Regions from separate parts of the Homo sapiens genome. Here regions 1 and 3 are each linked to region 2. Evidence: chromatin contacts called from ENCODE Hi-C or POLR2A ChIA-PET data. All regions are on one chromosome and are shown on one strand. Each heading gives the region's core, a stretch centred on a gene start or an enhancer-like site at or near the end of the contact. The rest is flanking DNA. Distances are from core to core; before and after follow the strand shown. Region 1 overlaps DGKB (diacylglycerol kinase beta). Region 2 has its middle 110 kb from the start of DGKB. Region 3 overlaps DGKB (diacylglycerol kinase beta).

Evidence for each region. Hi-C counts contacts between places; a loop is a spot of excess contacts on that map. ChIA-PET counts read pairs that join two places held with the same protein, here RNA polymerase II (POLR2A). Pooled maps may share reads with other maps.
Region 1: a map of PC-3 shows a loop between it and region 2 (2.3-fold over the local background). The contact joins two enhancer-like sites. A Hi-C loop is called at or near these places in 9 of 168 maps with a recorded cell type or tissue (PC-3, Right ventricle myocardium inferior, Right ventricle myocardium superior and 6 more), 1 of 37 single-sample maps with no recorded cell type and 12 of 50 pooled maps. POLR2A ChIA-PET finds 5 or more read pairs at or near these places in 1 of 52 experiments (MCF 10A).
Region 3: a pooled map shows a loop between it and region 2 (3-fold over the local background). The contact joins two enhancer-like sites. A Hi-C loop is called at or near these places in 1 of 168 maps with a recorded cell type or tissue (PC-3) and 4 of 50 pooled maps. POLR2A ChIA-PET finds 5 or more read pairs at or near these places in 3 of 52 experiments (H1, OCI-LY7 and WTC11).

What each region holds. Positions count from the first base shown.
Region 1 is chr7:14,832,827-14,836,870 of GRCh38, forward strand. The region is part of intron 2 of DGKB (diacylglycerol kinase beta); the gene reads right to left. Among named protein-coding and RNA genes, the nearest start is that of DGKB, 68 kb to the right of the region's middle. Within about 2 kb of position 1,670, at least 2 of the 41 ENCODE cell types and tissues checked have a DNase peak (open chromatin) inside an H3K27ac peak, as active enhancers do; they include PC-3, where a contact is called at or near this core.
Region 2 is chr7:15,013,736-15,018,058 of GRCh38, forward strand. No RefSeq gene overlaps it. Among named protein-coding and RNA genes, the nearest start is that of DGKB, 110 kb to the left of the region's middle. Within about 2 kb of position 2,421, at least 5 of the 41 ENCODE cell types and tissues checked have a DNase peak (open chromatin) inside an H3K27ac peak, as active enhancers do; they include PC-3, where a contact is called at or near this core.
Region 3 is chr7:14,759,520-14,763,362 of GRCh38, forward strand. All of the region lies in intron 2 of DGKB (diacylglycerol kinase beta), which reads right to left. Among named protein-coding and RNA genes, the nearest start is that of DGKB, 140 kb to the right of the region's middle. Within about 2 kb of position 2,217, at least 10 of the 41 ENCODE cell types and tissues checked have a DNase peak (open chromatin) inside an H3K27ac peak, as active enhancers do; they include PC-3, where a contact is called at or near this core.

The sequences.
Region 1 (4,044 bases), core at 420-2,919, 180 kb before region 2:
ACTCACAATGCAAAGGCACACCCATTCTATATGTCTGGCTCTGATTTCTTTCTTGAGCTCCAGATATGTATTTCCAAGTATCGAATTTATATCTCAATCTGATAACCTGTGAACTTAAGGTTCAATATGTCCAAAATCAAACCACTCTACTTTCCCTCTAAATTATTTCTTTTTGTTTTCCTTTCCTGGATTGGGTGAGCCACACTGACTTACTTCTAAAAGCTGAAATGCCCCATCCTTCTTCCTTAGTCTCCATATTCAGTTGGTGATTGAATTCGGTTCATTCTGCCTCTAGATACTCCCTGTAACATGTGCTTATCTCTCTGTTAACAATGCCTTAACCTTCATGGAACCCCACATATTCAATAGGCTGCCCTAGTAAAATAATCTCCTAATAGGTTTTTAGTCTCCTTTTCATCAAAGATACAATTTATTTACTTCTTTCTGAAATTTAAATCTTACAATTTTGCTATCTCCAGAATTAAAATCTTCAATATCTTCAGATATTTTACTACCTCCAAAATTAATATTGAAGATATTGATTTATGTTTATGTCTTTATGAAGATTTATGTTTGTTTTTATGTTTATGTTTGTGTTTTTATGAAGATTGATTTGTTAATAAATAGGTTCTTAATCATGTTTCAGGAATAGGAAAAGCTAGACTCCAGGATTTGGATTTTAACATCTCCACAAGGAAAGGGGAGAGGGGCTTGACTTCTTCTCAGGAGTGTATTCATTTCATTGTTAGGCAATGTTGATGGATAATATTTTATCAATGGCATCTAAAGACCCACTTTTTGTGACTATTGCTAAATTCTTCAGCCTTACCTTCAGTGCTTAGACTCATGCCCATGTACACACATGCATGACATGCATGCTCATACACAAATATGTCTATACACCAACACACACATCAAGTTCTTCCCTGATATGTAACAGTCATTCCTGCTTCTCCACATGCTCTGATAACTGCTTGGAGTTTCTTTTCTTCCCCCACCTCTACTCAATACTTTCTATTCAAATTAAAACCCCATTCCACTCTCAACTTCTATCCATATGCGCAGAGTTAAAATCTCTCCAAGAATCTTGCATACGTAACATTCAGAGAATGCATTTCATTGCTTTGTCATCATTTGCCACTGGATCTGTCTCTCCGAACAGGCTGCTGAATAATGAATACAGTTAAGTTCCTCTAGCTTGTGTACTCTATTTATTATTTACTGTGGCACTTCCTATAATAATGTGGAAAGTGGTAACTAAGGAAACTTGGAAAATTCTAGTGAATCACAACCTGTAAACCATCACTGAGTTAAGGATAAAGTATCAACTTAAGATACATAAGCCTTAGTGATAATTTTTGTTATAAATTGTTATAATAATATTACTAACAAAAATAAGAGCTATCATTTTATAGGTAGGGATTATTATCTTCAGTATAAACTGAGGGGATGAAATGAAAGTATAAAGAAATTGTGATGACTTGGCTAATGTCCCAAGGTAAATGGTAGGTTCTATTTTACTCCTGTGATAATGGCCAAATTAGTAGTTTTCACCAAATAGCTCAGTTCTCCCCTGGCACTGGGCAGATGGAAGAAATGCTACTCCCTTGAAGTTAAATATGGTCATGTGAATTGCTTAGGCCAAAGAAATATTAGCGTATCACTTGCAGGGAGAAGGTATCAGAGCCAGCACACAGTCACGAGTGCTCTCTCTCTCTCTCTTTCTCTCTCTGTCACAGCAACTGCCAATTTTTAAAGCTCATGGCTGCTCCATCTGACTGGGACTTCACTGTAGACAATGTGAGATGAAACCACTTGCTGACTCAGATTGGAAATGTAATATGAGCAAAAAATGAACTTCTGTTGTGTTAGCCCACTAAGACTTCGTACATTTTTCAGACATGGCATGATTTGGCTCACTTTGACCAACATTCCACAGATGCCATTACTTCAGTATCAATGTTTGCTTGACCATAAATTGGACTCAAATGGATTTTTTGGGGGGAGGTCAAGTCTGAAAAGAGCTTACCCAAAGTTTTGCATCTTTAGGGTACGAAAATTATGGGAGTTTAGACGTTCATAGTTACTTTTTTCTTTTACTATTGCAAAACTTAGGTATTGAAAGATTTAAGACATATGGACACAGAGAAGCCACCAACAGGAAATTGTGTCTGAAGCAGTACAACAAATAGGAACCAGAGCCAGAGATGAGGCAAAAGAATATATGAAGCCAACATATATTCTAGAAATATAATCTGGGTCAGAGCCAGGAACTGCTGAGTTAATCAGTGTGAATCAGAAGAAAGAGTCAGAAATGAGAGACATGCACTACCTAAAACAGTTGCAGATTCAAGTTTCAGACCAAGTGTCAGGGTAAAGTCAAGACATTTCTGGTAAGTCAAAACATTTCAGATAAGTGTTTTAACTGAAAAGGCTTAAATATTTTAAAAGTCCACATTTCATATTCAACTGCCTCAGCCACCACTATCACAATCCTAATTATAACAGTAATATATTAAATTCCAAGCACTTCACATACATTTCCATATTTAATCAGCAAGGCAACTCCATGAGGAAACTGAAGTATACATCACAGCACTAGCCTTCAAACCCAGTTTTGTCTGACATCAAATTATGTGTTCTCAGACACTGCGAAATGGCCCTGTGCCATTTATCCTTCTGTCTCATACAAAGAGGGTAATTATCAATAAGTGGCTGGGCTTCCCAAAATAGAGCCAATCTAACACAGGGCTCAGGACAGAAGTAAAAGCTAATCTCAGCATGACAAACGGGCAAGAGGGCTAGCGTGTGATCTAAATTTGCCTAAAAATAAATTGACTACACACCTGTGAGGAGGTCAAGTCTCTCTCTCTCTCCCCTTTCAGGACCGAGATATCGTATTATCTGAATCCTGGATTCTAGCTTTTCCTATTTTGGAAACATGACTAAGAACCTGTTTATTAACATATCAATCTTCATGAAAAACATAAACAAATTATTCCTGTTTTGACCTTTGTTATCACTTATTGTGCCACAGTTCTGGTCCAGCTACTCTGCCATAAACAGCAATAATTTGTCTCCCTCTGAGGCTTACTGCGAGGATTAAATGAGTTAACACTTGTATACTATTTACAGTAAGGCACTGAAAATCCATTATTTAGTATGACGCTGATTATAGTCTCATTAAATCCTACAACAAGATTTTGAGGTGGGATTCTACTTTTTCAAGTGAGAAAGCTGAGGCTCAGGTAGTTTATGTTACATTACGAAGGCCATACCACTAATAAGTAGAAAACAGGGCTGGGATTCCACACCGTCAAATATTTGCCTGCAAAACCAAAGCTCTTTCCACTAAGTCACACCACATGCCTCACTGCAATGGAAGAAACTGCACACCAGGTCCAAACATTATGCACATTCGTCCTTATTGAAAAGAACAAATTCACTGTAATTTTGCAACTCCTCACAATGCCAGCTGCTATAAACTGTATGAAATTTATGAAAGTTTGGAAAGGTTCCCACCATAATAACATAGTATTTTTCGAAAATAATTTGCATGCTATATAACACACATTATATATAGCAAATAAAAAGCTAACCCTAAGTGACAATACGTGGGCAGATAATGAATCATTTGGAAATATCACGTAGATTTCACATAGAAAATATTGTTATCCATGAAAAGCCCAGGAGTTTCTTAACCCTTTGCTGTGACGTGGAACCACAGCAGAAAGCACCGACAGACCAATAATGTGATAAGCTTAATTCTCTAAAGGGCAGGAGTGAGAGCTTTCTATCCTATAACAACAGTTTGGATGACTTTATATCAAGAGTGAGGAAGAAAATTATACTCCTCTCCCACATATCAAGGGAAATGCTTCCCATGGAGTGACTCAGCCTGAAACCCTAAACCGGAGCACGGTCACAGCATGCTGTAGGCAGTCACAGCAGGCTCCGTATCAGCTGCCTTCGGCATTTGTAGGGACAACACAGAGCGGAGGCTGCCAATTACACCAGAAGCTTCTACCTTGTGAGAAGAGTCTA
Region 2 (4,323 bases), core at 1,171-3,670:
TGTTGACTTCTGATTAACCTCAGTTCCAGGAATGCCTCTAAGATTTCTATTCTATCCCTTGTTCCTCGTGCAACAGCATGTACTACTTATTGTAATTCCTGCCCTTAGGTCAAAACAACTTTGACGTTAGTGTATGTACCATAAATTTAGCCCTTAAGCAATTGCTGTACATATCCCTTTCCCTATAGTATATAAGCCCTGAGTCTCGGGGATAGTGAGGCAGATCGTCGTATCTCACCGCTGCCCAAGTCTATGGCTGCTATTCATAAGTCTCTATTAAATGTTTATTTCTCATAAACTAGACTTGTCATTCTCTTTTTCCAGCCTCTCAGCTTCCTTTAACTTTGGGACCTGCTTACCACAGAACAAATAGAAAATGCAAATAATTAAGAGAGTACAAATCAGGGTGTAGCTGCATTAAGGATCTCATCCCCACAATATTTCATAAATAAACCATGCCTTTGGTATAAGTATTTTAACTTCTGGTTGGATCTTTTTAAATAGTGTCAATACTCTAGGGAAGGCACAATATTTCATAAATAAACCATGCCTTTGGTATAAGTATTTTTACTCCTGGTTGGATCTTTTTAACTAGTGCCAATACTCTAGAGAAGGCATTATGAAACTAAAGTATTATCTGAATGAGTTTATCAGGTCTTTCCTTCCTCATCAAAAAGAAGACAGTATCTAAAATCAGGGTGGTGGTGGGTGTGGGTGAAATGAGGTCCTAAAGGGAAGTGGGCACATGGGAAGAGAGATGCCTATTACTAGATCATTTTTCACATGTGGAAACTGAGGCTCAGATTGCAGCCTACCAAGCCTAAGGGGTCAAGCCTGGATGTGAGCTCACTTCTAGCTGACTCCAAAATCCATAAGATTATTCAGGACACCAAAGTCACATTGACATGAGGGTTTATTATGTTTAATGTTATCAAGCTGCCTACCTTTCCTCTGTAATTTCTCTCTTAAAGGAATATACAACTAATATAATGTCATGAGCAAATTGTAATATAATTTTTAATATGAGAGGCATTATGACATGGTGGTTTATACTGCTAAGAAATATTGGACAAATTATCTGTTTTTCAGCTCCCTTCTCTGGAAAAACAAATGGGATAAAAATACTTATTTCCTTTTTTTTTTTTTTTTTTTGCGACTCAAATAAGTGCTTAAATACTTCCTGGCATTCAGAAAACATTCAATAAAGGTTTCTGTAGTTATTGGAGTTATTTGCTTCATTCATATTCTATAACTTTTTTTCCCAACTGATCATAATATCTTTATTTTTAAAGGCATTTTATTTTAATTTTTGGATTAGTTTTGTGTTTTTAAAAAGCATCATGTGTTTGTTTAAAATGATAAAAAACAAAACTATTTAAATAAAAATTAAAGTACCCACTTTTGCCTTCAACAGCACCTCTCACTCAGATATTACTACTGCCCATATACAAATATACATATTATATAGATATATTCAACATTAAATATTAATATAATAAATTATATATATATTAGTGCTTTTCATTTCTTTTCTGGCTACTAGTGGCTCTGAAAATTAACTTGAAACATTGTTTCTCTGACAAAAAACTAGCTGAAATGACACACCAAAGTGTAGAATATGTACACTTAGAGCACAGAGTGAAGTGCCTCAGTGTACATCTATCCATTTGCAAACTGGATAGATGACAAGATAGGCATTTTTCAAACCAGCTGATGGTCACAAATAGTAATAAAATATTCCCAAACTGGCATGGGTTATATTCCAAAAACAGTGTAAACCAGCAAAAAATAAAAATTGCAACTGCAAAACCTAGGTCAACCCTCTCCTCACCTTTCCTTCACTCCTCCATCTTCCCCATTCTCCACCCACACACATGTTAATCCAGGTGCGACCTACTTAAAATTAACTCCAAGGGCAAAGTCAGTGAGTGAGAAGGGCGGGGAGCCTGGAGTTGCTGGAATGGAGGAGGTGGGAAAGGAGGAGGCTGCCTGGGTTGCCTTGGCAATACAAAGGAGAATGTCAAGGGGGAGGGATTTATGCGCTGATGCTAATTGCATTTGTTAATTACATTCTATTGTGCTGACCTGCCTGCTTCCCCGGTTTATCTTTCTGAGTCAATAAGCAGTTCCAAAAGCTTCCCTTAGCAGTGTGTCCCTCCTCATCTAATTTTATCCCTCTATCAGCTTCAGGCTCAGTTACCAGAGTGCTACCTTTGGCAAGGAACCGGGGAAGGCTGTGCTGAAACTGAGTGTGCGAGGTTTTAAAAATCCTGTAGAAAAATATATCCCTGTTGGAGCTTGCTGGAATATTGCTTTGCTGTTCAACCACAGCATGGATTTACAACCAAAGAAAGCTGCTGAAAAACCAGAGAAAATAAATCTGAAAGAAACTTCCCACAGTGAAAAGCAGGCTGCAAATGATTCACCAGGAAGAAAAATAAATAAATAAATACTGAGCAGTTTCGTCTGGTATCTAGCGTACCTTTGGTTGGAAAGGTGCCTGTACACAGGGCCTTGAGCTTTATTTTCTTGCCCCCCCTAGTGGGAGTTCTATTTAATTACAACAAGAGTCCCAGCTTCTGTGCACATCCGAATAAATACAATGATACCTACTGTAAATAATGCTGTCTTATAATCTCTCATCACTGACATGAAGTATTAGCTTACAGCACTGTTGCATGTGATAAAAATCAGCAAAGACATTGCGACGCATGTAGTTGTAATTGCTATGTGGATACTTTCTTAAATCTTACTATAATTTTAAGTATTTAAAAGTAATACATAGAAATTCTGTGCTAAAGTAAGTTGTTCACAGCAATGCTTTTTGTTTCCAGTTATATTCATTCTTCCCTTTGGTTCCTCTTTACAAACAAAGTCTAAGAAATGGTAAAGTCTTTCTTCAGTCTATGCTTTCCTTAACGATTTTTATTCTCCTTGAATTAAACAATTGCTCTCAGGGTGGTTCTGTATCTATTAATTTTCCTAAGAATAAGACTTTGATTTTACCAAAAAAAAAAAAAAAAAAAAAAAAACCTTTTGCATTTTAACAAAAAACCTCTTCTGAAGTTTCACCTGGTGTTTCTACATTTCTCAAGCACTGACTCATTTCATTGCTCAGAGCTCAAATTGGCTCCTTGAAGGCAATAAAAGGCAGGTCAGGCTGTCTCTAGGCTGTTCAGTGTCTATCATCCTGTTTTGCATTTGCTCATAAAGTGTGGCAGATTTATCCGGGTGGAAAATTTTTTCAATGGAAAAGTTTAGTCACTGTGCACATTGAAAGAACGTTTCCTGCAGAAATACAGACTCCTCATCATTCCTAGTCCTTAGGCTCACACTAGTGTTTTCTCCATTTATATGCATATGAAATTCCTTGGAATCATCAGTGGTGGTATGGGAAAAAGGAGAAAGAAAGAGGTTTTGGCTGGGATCCCTGATGATTTTGATGGATTTGCTATATCTGTACCCTAGGCCCCTTGCCACATCTGTGATGCAAAAACCACACTAATTGTTTTGCCTTTGTACAGTGTCACAACACACAGCAATGCCAGGTGGATCATCATGCTTGAATTGCAAAACATTTCCCATTAGACCTGAACACAGATCTGAAACTGCCTGGCTGCCATGTCTGTTTCCTTACTGAAATTTGGAGGTGTGGGAATCCTCAGTTGTGTTCCAAGTCCAGAAAACAGTTGAGAATTGTTCTCTAGATATGTATGTGTCTAAGGGATGTAAAAAGACTCTCCTTGGAGAGAGATCTGTTTTTGAACCACGTCTAAGCCTCAATTATCAGAAGGGTAGAGTAATTATGAGAAAAGCATGGAACAGTCTCTAGACTTGTATCTCATTCAGGGCCTCATGGATTTATGCCTCAATTTAAAAAAAGGTAGCCATGAATTTAAATAACATGAATAAATTATCAAACTCTTCTCTAAAAAATCTTCAGAACACTGGAATACAAGGTGTTATTATTTCATGAGGTATAATTCAGGAGAAAGGAAGGAGCCCTCCCTCTTTTTCTGTATGTTACTCAACAGAGTGAGTCTACACAAAATGTTTCACCCAACACTTCCAGAGCAGCAGTGGCATGGAGGTTGGCAGAGATTGGTGATGTTATTAAAGGGTAACAAATGGAAGTCTGTCTTGTTGAGAGTTTGGAAGACAGTGGCACGGTATCTACACATGACTGCTGGTGACAAATATTAAGAAAGCAATGGGTCAAAGAGGAGGAGACAAAACAGCCGACTTCATGATGGCTGATGAAAATGGCTCATGATCACACATGCAAATCCCTCAAGACCTCCAAAAAATAATGGAAGATAACTT
Region 3 (3,843 bases), core at 967-3,466, 250 kb before region 2:
TGTGTCTGGCTTCTTTCACTTAGCTTAGTGTTTTCAAGGTTTTTCCATGTTATAACATGTATCAGTACTTCACTCCTTTTTATAGCTGAATAATATTCCATTATAATGAATATACTCCATTTAATAAATCTATTTATCAGCTGATGTACATTCAACTTGTTTCCAGGTTTTGGCTGTTAGGAATTCTGCTATGAACATTCAAGTGTACACGTTTTTGTATAAACATATAATTCAATTCTCTTGGCTATATACCTGATAGTAAAATTGCCAGATCATACAGTAACTCTATGTTTAGTGTTTTGAGGAACTGCCAAATTGATTTTCACAACAGCTACACCATTTTACACTCCCACCAGTAAGGTGTAAGGATTCCAGTCTCTCTATATCCTTGCCAAAACTTGTTATTTTCTAACCCTTTTTTTGTTACAGCCATCCTAGTGGATGTGAAATGATTCGACTCACATCTGATTAGTCATTCGCTAATGACTAATAATGCTGAGCATCTTTTTATATGCCTATTGGTCGTTTGTATATTCTTTGGCAAAATGTCTATTCAAGTTCTTTGACCATTTTTTAATTGGACGGTTTGTCTTTTTGTTGTGGACATCCTCTGGGGGGTGTGTGTGTACGCACATTTGCTTGATGCCTATACAGCTTCCTATGTATTTCCTTTTTGGTGTATAATTTGCTGGCATTTTCCATATTGTGATCAGAGTTAATTTTTTATGTCATGTCCCTTGCTAGATTGGAGGTTGTTCTCGGGCAGAAAATGTGTGTTTTCATTTTAGCACAACTTTCAACTTCATCACAAAGTTGAAACAATAGCATTGCAATAAATATTGAGATTAAATTAATCAGAGCTATTCCTAAATGGCAAAAAATTACAATAATTGCTTCTATATGTACTTTGTTAGACACTTACACTGCAGAGAGAGACCAAACTGCATATCAAAAAGAGACATGAAGCTGACCCCTTATTCTCAAATTCTTCTTTGTGGGTAATAAGGCACTATTCTAAGTTAGCAGAACTGCTTTTACTTCTTTTTATCCATAATCGTAGATGCAACCCATACTGTGCAGACCCACAGAGACACACACATACACAGATGCATACATTCTGGAATATCATATCTCGAGAGACTATGTTTATTTTAACCATATCTTAGGCCAATGATAAAATGGAAGGCGGAGAAAACAATTTTGGTTTCTCCCACATAGGCCTGCCCCACAACTTTAGAGACACTGCTTAGATGGCCTTTTCGTTTCAGGTTTCTATGAGAGTAAAAAACATATTCAGTAATTATTTATAAATGACTCAGAGAAGGGGAAAGCTCATAAAATTATTCCTACAATATTTTATTAGTGTACTGGTCATAGTTTATACTGAATATTCTTAGTAGAGAAATCATGAGCTAAATTAACAGCCAAAAACCTCTAGATATATGACTGCCCTTTCCATGAACTAGGGCTCAACAATGACTTGGTCTGAGACAATTTAAAGTGCTCTAGTTGATATTCAGATGAATCACTATCAATTCAACTCACTGCCTCTCCAATTCTCAAGTTCCAGTTCTAATATCTTAATATTTGAAGTTTAACTATGACCTGATCTCCACTTTACAATCTAGTTTGGAAACTGGAGCATTATCTTGTTTTTGTATTCCTGTCTCAATAACATTTCTTGGGCCCAGTTTCTCTAAGGCTGAGGCCCTGATTTGACCGGTCAATCTTCTAAAGATAAGGATTTGCGCATGGAACACCAGAGAGTTCAGGATATCCATAACCTTTCAACAGCATTGTTTTTACATGAATTATCTACATGTCTTCTTGGACACCCAAATTGCACTAGGTTGTGAAAATCCTACTGCTATGTTTTACCTTCTTTTGGGGGGAACACACATTTATCTTATTTGTAAGTTAACTGCTTGTCCAAATTTCTTCCTATGGCCTATCACCATAAACATTCCTATCTTTTTTATTGTGCCAACTCTGAGTTACATTCTGTCCAAAACTACACTGGGGCAGTGGAGAGGGGAAAGGATCTATAACTAGGCCTGACCTGCCTTCTAGGACAAAATAAACAGAGGAAGTTATACCTGGATGAACAGATAGTAAGACGTGGCCTCAGTCATAATTCAGCTAATAATAGAGCTTCGGGAAAGAGCACAGTGACAGATACTAGGCTGAGCAATGCTGAGAAATCCAGGCAAGCAGCCAGCCAGGCAGGCAGCTGTGAGCTTGGAGATCAGTTTAGTAAATACATGTCTGTAATGGGAGAAAGAACCTGGAAGATTGGCCAGTGAAGTGCTAGGCAGCCCAGTGCTGAGCAGCCAGGTTGAAAACAGCAGGTTTAGTTCTTGGGATAAGGGAGCTGGACAGATGCGCAGCACAAAAGATTGGGTCTCCTGGAAAGCAAAGGAGGGGTATGACTTGGGGAAATTCTGAAACATGGGGCTAATTTCAGAGGTTCCTATGCTTGGCTTGACTGGCAGGGCAGGATACTTGGAAAACAACAGTGAATACAAATTACTGCCCTTTGACTAACATATCCATTTTCCCAGCAAGTAATTTAATACTATACCAATAACTACAGCTGAGACAATGGGCTGTCTTTTTCATCACTGTCAGAATCAACTTAGAGCTGAAAATGGTACTGAGCATGAAAGCGGGAGGTGTTTTATTAAGCAAACATTCTTGGAATGAGCTGGGAAAGAACAAAGAAAATGTTTATGGGGAGATGAGTTGACTTTCTCCTATACTTTACCTTTCTATCACCTGCTCTGGTACTTGAGTAATTCCAGGGGCCCCCCAAAATGCACACACCCTGTCAATCTTCTCATTTCGGCTGAGTCATGTAATAAACAATGCCATGAGAGTTAAATGAACTACATTTTAGGGATCAACGTTAAATTTTTATTTACTTTTAAAATGTTCAGAATTTTTAACGATTTTCAAGAAAAATTAAAGACCCTTTACATTAGTCTGAATTGAAAATAAATAAATGACTAATAGCATTTGGTAACGTTTAGAAAATGCAAATAGATCATAAAAAGTACTACATGAAAAATGAAACACTTAGTTCCTCTCACATCTCTTTAGGCATCTGTTACATCTTGAGTGAGTCTCCTTTGTGATTTTCCTGCCTCTTTGTCTCTTTATTCCAAAAAACTCAACACATACTTGTCAGATTAATCTCAAAGGCCCCATGAAGTAACGGAGAGATTTAAAGCCAGCTAGATTTAGATTTGAATCTTGGCTCCAGAATGCTTGGCTGAATGTCCCTGGGCATATTTTTAACCTCTCTATGGTTCAGTTTTCTAATATTTAAAATTAGAATAATGATAGGGATCTGGCAATACTGTGTCTAGCAAAGTGTCTGGTGCCCAATAAATCCTTGTTCCTTTATTTCATCCTAAATGTGACTTTAAACAAATCATCACCCTTCAACTGTTTCCTGTTGCTTTTGGATTGAAGCACAAACTCCTCCTCTTGGCACCATAGGTGTGTCAAAATATGATCCAAATCTATCTTCCAACAGTTATTTTCTGTATCTTCCATATTTACTATTCAATATCCATTCATCCAATTGTGAAGGCATCCCATCATCCCATGATTTTAGAGCTCTTCTTTTGCTGATGATTTTTTTTTCCTCAGGAATCCCGCCAATGTTGAGTGAAGTTCAACATAATGTATGGCATGGTTTATCTGTCAACTTATCCACAAAATCTCTCAGGACCTCCTCAAACACAGTAGGTTGTAACTCATCCTCCATGGGACACCCCATAATAACTCTCTCAGAATCTACATCTCATTTGTGCATTGGGCACTAGTAACACTATTAAT